Regions from separate parts of the Homo sapiens genome. Here region 1 is linked to region 2. A link is an interaction called in ENCODE POLR2A ChIA-PET data of the cell type or tissue named here. Cell type or tissue: K562. All regions are shown on one strand. Region 1 overlaps PSAP (prosaposin). Region 2 overlaps P4HA1 (prolyl 4-hydroxylase subunit alpha 1).

What was found. Peaks named below come from ENCODE experiments on the same cell type or tissue, not always from the same donor. Only the 100,000 strongest peaks of a DNase experiment are listed, where the experiment ranks them.
Region 1: POLR2A ChIA-PET joins it to region 2 with 5 read pairs; 3 of 35 experiments call an interaction of 5 or more read pairs at or near these places.

What each region holds. Positions count from the first base shown.
Region 1 is chr10:71,843,711-71,847,710 of GRCh38, reverse strand. All of the region lies in intron 1 of PSAP (prosaposin), which reads left to right. It also overlaps the pseudogene RNU7-38P. Among named protein-coding and RNA genes, the nearest start is that of PSAP, 5.5 kb to the left of the region's middle. In K562, no CTCF peak of the experiment used is centred here; a DNase peak (open chromatin) is centred at 2,016.
Region 2 is chr10:73,086,739-73,090,738 of GRCh38, reverse strand. The region is part of intron 1 of P4HA1 (prolyl 4-hydroxylase subunit alpha 1); the gene reads left to right. Among named protein-coding and RNA genes, the nearest start is that of P4HA1, 8.1 kb to the left of the region's middle. In K562, no CTCF peak of the experiment used is centred here; no DNase peak of the experiment used is centred here.

The DNA.
Region 1 (4,000 bases), 1.2 Mb after region 2:
CAGTGATTTGTCAAGTCCTTGAAGTACATTTGACAGGTTGTTTTGTTTCTTTTTTTTTTTTTTGGAGCAGAAAGTTTAATAGGCAGAAGAAAGGAGAAAGGAGAGCAGCTCTCTCTTGTGAGAGAGAGGCATCCGAAAGGGAGAAGCCTGACAGGTTGTTATTGAGATGGGAGTCTTGCTCTGTCCCCAGGCTGGTGTGCAGTGGCGCGATCTCGGCTCACTGCCACTTCCGCCTTCCGGGTTCAAGCGATTTTCCCACCTCTGCCTCCCGAGTAGCTAGGATTATAGGTGCCCACCACCATGCCTATAAAATCCACCTCTGGTATATATGGGCTTATGGTTAACCACAATATTTAGTTGACCAAAGGACCCTCTTCCCTGAACACTCGGGTAAATGGGAGGTAATTTTTTGTATTTTAGTAGAGATGGGGTTTCACCATGTTGGCCAGGCTGGTCTTGAACTCCTGACCTCAAGTAATCCGCCTGCCTCGGCCTCCCAAAGTGCTGGGATTACAGGTGTGAGCCACCGCACCCGGCCCTGACAGGTTGTTTTGAGAACAAACTATGAGAGTTGAAGTGTGTTGGATTGATTGGTGTGGCATTTTGTAGATGAGGGAAAGGAGAACTTGGTCTTCCATTTTCTTGGTGAGTGAGACCATGGGATGTCCAGGCAGCTGTGGGGAAGTGGAAGGGTAGGGCGGGGTGTTGCTGGCTGGGAACAGCACCTAATGAGGCATGCTTAGGAAGTTCTCAAGGCCAAGACCAAAGCCACTTAGACAGGTGTGCATGGCAGCTTTGGAGGCAGCTTCTAGCAGAGATTCTAGGTTACTGGCTACCAGGCTGTAAGCCTTGCTTTCTGGCTCCTTTTTGGTTCTGCCACCAGGAAGGAGGGTCTGGATATTCTTCAGATCAATGAAAGAGAGTACTAATTAGAATTACATTGCCCTGCTTGCCTTTTTTTTTTTTTTTTTTTTTTTTTGAGACAGGGTCTTACTCTGTTGCCCAGGCTGGAGTGCAGTGGCACCATCTCAGCTCACTGCAACCTCCACCTCCCGGGTTTAAGTGATTCTCATACCTCAGCCTCCCAGGTAGCTGATAGCTGGGATTGCAGGCACCTGCCACCATGCCTGGCTAATTTTTGTATTTTTAGTAGAGAAAGGGTTTTGCCATGTTAGCCAGGCTGGTCTCAAACTCCTGACCTCAAGTGATCTGTCTGCCTCGGCCTCCCAAAGTGTTGGGATTACAGGCGTGAGTCGCCGCACCTGGCTTTTTTTTTTTTTTTTTTAAGGGCTTTAAAACAATGATGATAAATACAGTGATTGGGATGAAGATTTTGGCTGTTGCAAAAGTACTAATTGCTTTATTTTTTATTACATGAAGTTCCAAAAAAATAACTTTGTGGCATTTGTAATTTTGTATGTTGGGACAAGATGATAATGTGGAGTGGAAGTTTCACATTATCTCATTGCTGACAGTAGCCGTACGACCTTGGGCAAGTTGCTTAAACTCTCCCGTATTTCATCATTTGTAAAGTGGCATTACTCATCTATTTCACTGGGTTGCTGTTTAGCTTTAATAAATTAGGTTAATACAGAAAAGGGCTTAGTTAGTATTCTTTGTTGCTGTACCACTAATAAAAGTAATGTATTGTCAATATCTTTGTCCCCAACAGCACAGCGGCCTATTTTCTGCCCTTGATTTTGTGATTTCCTTTGGCGTCTTTAATTTCAAAGGACGTTGTGACTTTAACAAAATTAAATTGACTTATTAAAAACATACATGCTGGGTATAATTAGTGAGTCAGGAAAACAAGCCAGGGTAGGTAGACAGCAGTTAGGAGGGAGTTGGCAGGCAGTTCATAGTCTAGGTAGCCAAACTAGGTTTAGCTGCCAGGGGATCTTGACATCAGAGCAGCCCAGCAGATCAGAGCTGGTTCCTGGTAACCCGAATGCTTGGGTCTAGATCTGTTGTCACTAATCCTGGACCTGAGGTTGTCTGTTCCAGCCCCCTAGTTCGGTTTCCCCATTCGTAAATGGAGGCGAGCTGTTTAGAGTAGATAATAGATGGACGTGGGAAGCCAGGTCAGTCAGTAGAATGGAGTATAGAGTACAAGGTTTGTCCCTGCCACTGCTGTCCCCAGGCCCTCCCCAAACAGCCTGGTAGCAGCTCCCTTAGAAGCTTGCAGAGGTACATCCCATGTGTGAGTTCCTTCTGCCTTTTTTCTTTTTAACACAAATAGTAGTATATTCTACTGACTGTTTTGCTTGTTGCTCCTTAAATTGTGAAACATTTGAAAAGTGGAAAAGTGATTATCATAAACATGTGTACGCAACACCCAGGTTAAGAAATGGAACCTGATAACCCAGCTGCCCCCGTAGAGAGCCACCTTCCTGGACTTGTTTTTCCTCCCCGTTAGGTCTTTTTCCTTCCATACATGTGACTGGAAGCTTCAGCAGTGTGTATAGAGTATTGTTTTGGATATTTTAAACATTTTGCAAATATTGTATCCAATAAATAGTCTTTCTCTTTATCCTTGGGGGTTATGTTCCAAGACCCTCAGGGGTTGCCAGAAGCTGTGGGTGGGACCAAATCTTATTTATATATGTATGTTTTATCTTATGCATACATACCTGTGATAAAGTTTAGTTTATAAATTAGGCACAGTAAGGGATTAACAACAACTAGTAATACAGAACAATTAAAACAATATATAATAAAAATTATGTGAATGTGGTCTTTCTCAGGATACATTTTCAGACCACATTTGACTGTGGGAATACATTTTCAAACCACATTTGACCGTGGGTAACTGCAACGGTAGAAAAGGAAGCTATGGTTAAGGAGGGACCACTGTATATTGTTAGGTTAGTTTTTTGTTTTGCTAGGGAGGTTTTTCTATGTTGAAAATGTATAGATTACTGTTATGTCTTTTAGAATTTGTCTAGAAGGCTTTCTGGTTTTTACTGGAAAGCCCCCTACAAAAATATGTAGGTCTATTTCATTTTCACTACAATATAGTATTCCATTTATGTAATTTCTTTTTTTGACACAGAGTCTTGCTCTGTTGCCCAGGCTGGAGTGCAGTGGTGTGATCTTGGCTCACTGCAACCTCCACCTCCTGAGTTCAAGTGATTCTCCTGTCTCAGCCTCCCGAGTAGCTGGGATTATGGGTGCACGCCACCATGCCTGGCTAACGTTTGTATTTTTAGTACACACAGGGTTTCACCATGTTGGCCAGGCTGGTCTCAAACTCCTGACCTCAGGTGTTCTGCCCACCTCAGCCCCCCAAAGTGCTGGGATTAGAGGCATAAGCCACTGAGCCTGGCCTGTATCATTTCTGTTCTAGTGATAGACATTTAGATAATTTCTAGTTTTTTCTATTACAGCCTGCTTCTGTAAAAATTCTCGTACATGTCTCCTTGTGTACATGGAAAACATTTATCTAGGGCATATGTCTAAGAGCAGAATTGCTGAGTTGTGGAGTAACTAACAATTGTAGAAGTGCTCTCAAATGATCTTGGCAGTTGCCATTCCATAACGTATTCAGTTTCCAGTTACTGCATGCCCTTGTTAACATTTGATATTGTTAAAACTTTCAATTTTGCTAATTTGATAGGAGTAAAATGACTTAGTGGTTTCATTTGCATTTCTTCTTGTTTTCTTAAACAATATATCCTAGAGGTAATTTCATGCTAACACAGATAGATGTACTTAAATTTTAAAATTTGAGATAATGTTAGATTTACAGAAAAGTTACAAAGGTAGTATACTGAGTTCCTGTATACCCTTCCCCCAGCTTCCCCTACTGTTAACGTGTTGTATAACCATGGTACATTTGCCAAAAGCAAGTAATTAATATCAGGACACTGTCAGTATCTAGATTGCAAACTTTATTTGGATTTTTACCAGTTTTTCCACTAATCTCATTTTTTGGTTCCTGGGTCCAACCCAGTATGCCACATTGCCCTTGGCTGTCAGGTCTCCTTAATCTCTTCCCACT
Region 2 (4,000 bases):
GACCTCAATTTACTATGCCTGAATTTAAAAAACCTTAATATTGTATTTGAAAATAGTGAATAGTGACCATTGCCACCAAGTAGAGTGATAGTAATAAGTAAAACACTAATCTTTGATATAAGGGTGATTACTAATAAATTGAATAAACTGATATATTTTAACGACTTTATTGAGCAAAATTGACAGGACAAATTGCATATATTTACAGTGTACAATTTGATAAATTTGACAAAAATATCTACTTAAAAAAATATCAGTACAATCAAGATAAGGAACATATCCATCACCTTCAAGAGTATCCTCAAGGTCAGGCACAGTGGCTTAGGCCTGTAATCCCAACCCTTTGGGTGGCCGAGGCAGGAGGACTGCTTGAGCCCAGGAGTTCCAGACCAGCCTGGGCGACATAGAAAGACTTCATCTCTACACAAAATAAAATAACATTAGCTGGGTGTGATGGTGCCTGCCTGTAATCCTAGCTACTTGGGAGGCCGAGGCAGGAGGATTGCTTGAGCTGGGGAGGTTGAGTCTTCAATGAACTGTGATTGTGCTACTGTACTCCAGCCTGGTGACCGAAATGAGTCTCTGTCTCAAAAAAGAGTATACTTGGCCAGGCGCAGTGGCTCACACCTGTAATCCCAACACTCTGGGGGGCCGAGGCAGGAGGACTGCTTGAGCCCAGAAGTTCAAGACCAGCCTGCGCAACATGGTAAAACCCTGTCTCTACAAAAAAATTAAAAAGCCAGGTGTGGTGTTGTGTGCCTGCAGTCCCCGCTACTTGGGAGACTGAGGTGGGAGACTCACCCAAAGCCTGGAGATTAAGGCTGCGGTGAGCCAAGATCACGCTACTGCACTCTAGCCGGGGCATCGGCAGTATCCTTATGACTTTTTGTAATCCCTTCTTTTGCTCCTTACTACCCTCTCTGTATCCCTAGGAAACCATTGTTTCCTTTCTGTTGCTTAAGATTAGTTTTTATTTTCTAGAATTTTATAAAAATGGAATTGTATATACGCTTTTTTTTTTTTTTTTTAGCACGGGGAATCTCCTTACACTCAGCATAATTTGAGATTCATCCATGTTGTTATGTGTTCATAGTTTTTTATTGTTGAATAGTATTTTATTTTATGAATATACCATGATTTTTTTTAACCCATTTACCCTTTGATGGACATTTGGATTGTTTTCACTTTTTGACTATTATGAATAAAGCTGCTATGAGCATTCATGTACAAGTTGTTGGAGAGAGATATGCTTTCTTTTCTCTTATATTAATGCCTAGGAGTGCAATAGCTAGATGTGATAGGGAAATATTTTTTCCCAGTTGTTGGCTTGTCTTCATTCTTTAAACAGTGTGCTTCAAAGAGCAGTTTCTATTCACAGACAACATGTCTGTGACTCTTCAAAAAAGCTCTAGTGAATAGGTTAATTCAGCAGAGTTGTAGCTTAGAAGGTCAATATACAACAGTAAATTGTATTTCTATATACTAATAATGAACAATTAGAAACTAAAGTGAAAAATTCCCATCTCATTAGCACTAAAAACCATGAAATACTTAAGTATTAACTTTTCAAATGGTGTGTAATATTTGTATGTTGAAAATTATGAAACACTGATTATATCATGTTCATGGATTAGAAGACTCAGTATTAAGATACCTACTCTTCTCAAACTGATTTATAGATTCAGCACATTTCTAGTCCAAATCTCAGAGGATTTCTTATAGAAATTAATGAGCCGATTCTAAAATTAATATGGAAAACCAAAGGAACTAGAAAAGCTAAAACAATTTTGAAAAAGAATAACAAAGTTGGAAGATTCATACTACCTGATTTCAACTTAGTTTAAAGCTGCAATAACCAAGACTGTGGTATTGGAGAAAAGATAGACATACAGATCAATTGAACAAAATAGAGAATTTAGTCACACAAAAATTGTCAATTCATTTTGAAAAAGTTTAAGGGCAGTTCAACAGAGGATAGTCTGGAACAGTTGAATATTCATATGCAAAGAAAAAACAATCTTTGTTTTATTTGGGCACCAAGTATCCACTGTTGGACACTGGGCAGTCCCTTGCCCAGGAATTTATGTGAATATTGGGACAAGTGACATGAATCCACCAGTGGATATGAAATAAAGTTTAATCACACAGTAAACAGCAAAAGGACTCCTCAAGGTCAAGGACTTAGGTTTAGTCCAGGATGAAGCAAGAGTGAAACAGGGTGGGTGGCTTTGGTTTTTATTGACCAGAAGGTGGAACTTGTTTGATGGTCCCCATGTGTGGTATTTACATGGTTTCAACTTCACACCAGTACCAAGGGAGGGAATACTGGTCCCCAAGTGTGGTATTTATATGGTTTCAACTTTACACCAATACCAAGGGAGGGAGTACCTGGGCTTTCTTACAGACTTACCCAGATGTGGGACAAAAGGGAGAGAGGTGTGGGACCTGAAGGCAATCTGCACTCAAACATCAAAATGAAATCTTTTTATTAGAGCCTCAATCTGTACTTGACACTGTATGCAAAAATTAGTTCAAAATGGTTCGTAGGCCGGGTCTGGTCGCACACGTTTGTAATCCCAGCATTTTGGGAGGTTGAGGCAGGAGGATTGCTTGAGCCCAGGAGTTTGAGACTAGCCTTGGCAAGAGTGAGACCCGTTTCTATTTTAAAAAATGTTCATAGATTGTGAAGTAAAATGTACAGCTATAAAATATTTGAAAGAAAACATAGGACAAAAATATTTTTGACCATGGGTCAGGCAGAGATTTCTTGGACATGATGCCAAGAACATGATTCATAAATGAACAAACTGATAAATTAGACTTCATCAAAATTAAGAAATTCTGCTCTTCCAAACACACTGTTGAGAGAATAAAAAGACTTCACAGACTGGGAGAAAATATTCCCCATCACATATCTGACAAAAAATAGACTGTATAAGGAACTCAAAGCTGGGCATGGTGGCTCACGTCTGTAATCCCAGCACTTTGGGAGGCCAAGACTGGAGGATTGCTTGAAAATCCAGGAGTTTGAGACCAGCTTGGGCAACATAGCAAGACCCCATCTCTATTAAAAAAAGTAAACAACCTAATTAAAAAGAGCAAAAGATTTGAGTAGACACTATGCAGGAAGGTGTATGAACAGCAGATAAACACCCCAAAAGGTGTTAAACATAGGCCAGGCATGGTGGGTCATGCCTGTAATCCCAGCACTTTGGGAAGCTGAGGTGGGTGGACCATCTGAGGTCAGGAGTTCAAGACTAGCCCGGCCAACATAGCGAAACCGTCTCTACTAAAAATACAAAATTGGTCAGGTGTGGTGGCACGTGCCTGTAATCCCAGCTACCTAGGAGGCTGAGACACGAGAATCACTTGAACCCAGGAGGTGGAGGTTGCAGTGAGACAAGATTGTGCCACTGCATTCCAGCCTGGGCGACAGAGTGAGACTCTGTCTCAAAAAAAAAAAAAAAAAATAAAGGCATTAAACATCATTAGTAATTATGGAATTGCAAATTAAACCCATAATGAGATAGTACTATATGTCTATTGTGAAAATTAAGATATTAAGAGAAACTAAGGAAAAAACGGCAATACAAAATGCTGGTAAGAATGGGAGCAATGGAAACTTTCATCCTTTGCTGTTGGAAGGGCAAATAGTGTAGCTACTTTGGAGAAACGTTTGGCAGTTTTTTATGAAGGTAAATATATACTTGTCATATGACCCAACATTCCCGCTCCTAGGTATTTACCCAAGTGAAATGAGAACTTAGGTTGATTTCCTCTTTTTTTTTTTTTTTTTTTTTTTTTTGAGATGCACTCTCACTCTTTTACCCAGGCTGGAGTGCAGTGACACAATCTCGGCTCACTGCAACCTCCACCTCCTGGGTTCAAGCAATTCTCCTGCCTCAGCCTCCCAAGTAGCTGGGATTTACAGGCATGTGCCACCACGCCTGGCTAATTTTTGTATTTTTAGTAGAGATGGGGTTTCACCATGTTGGCCAGG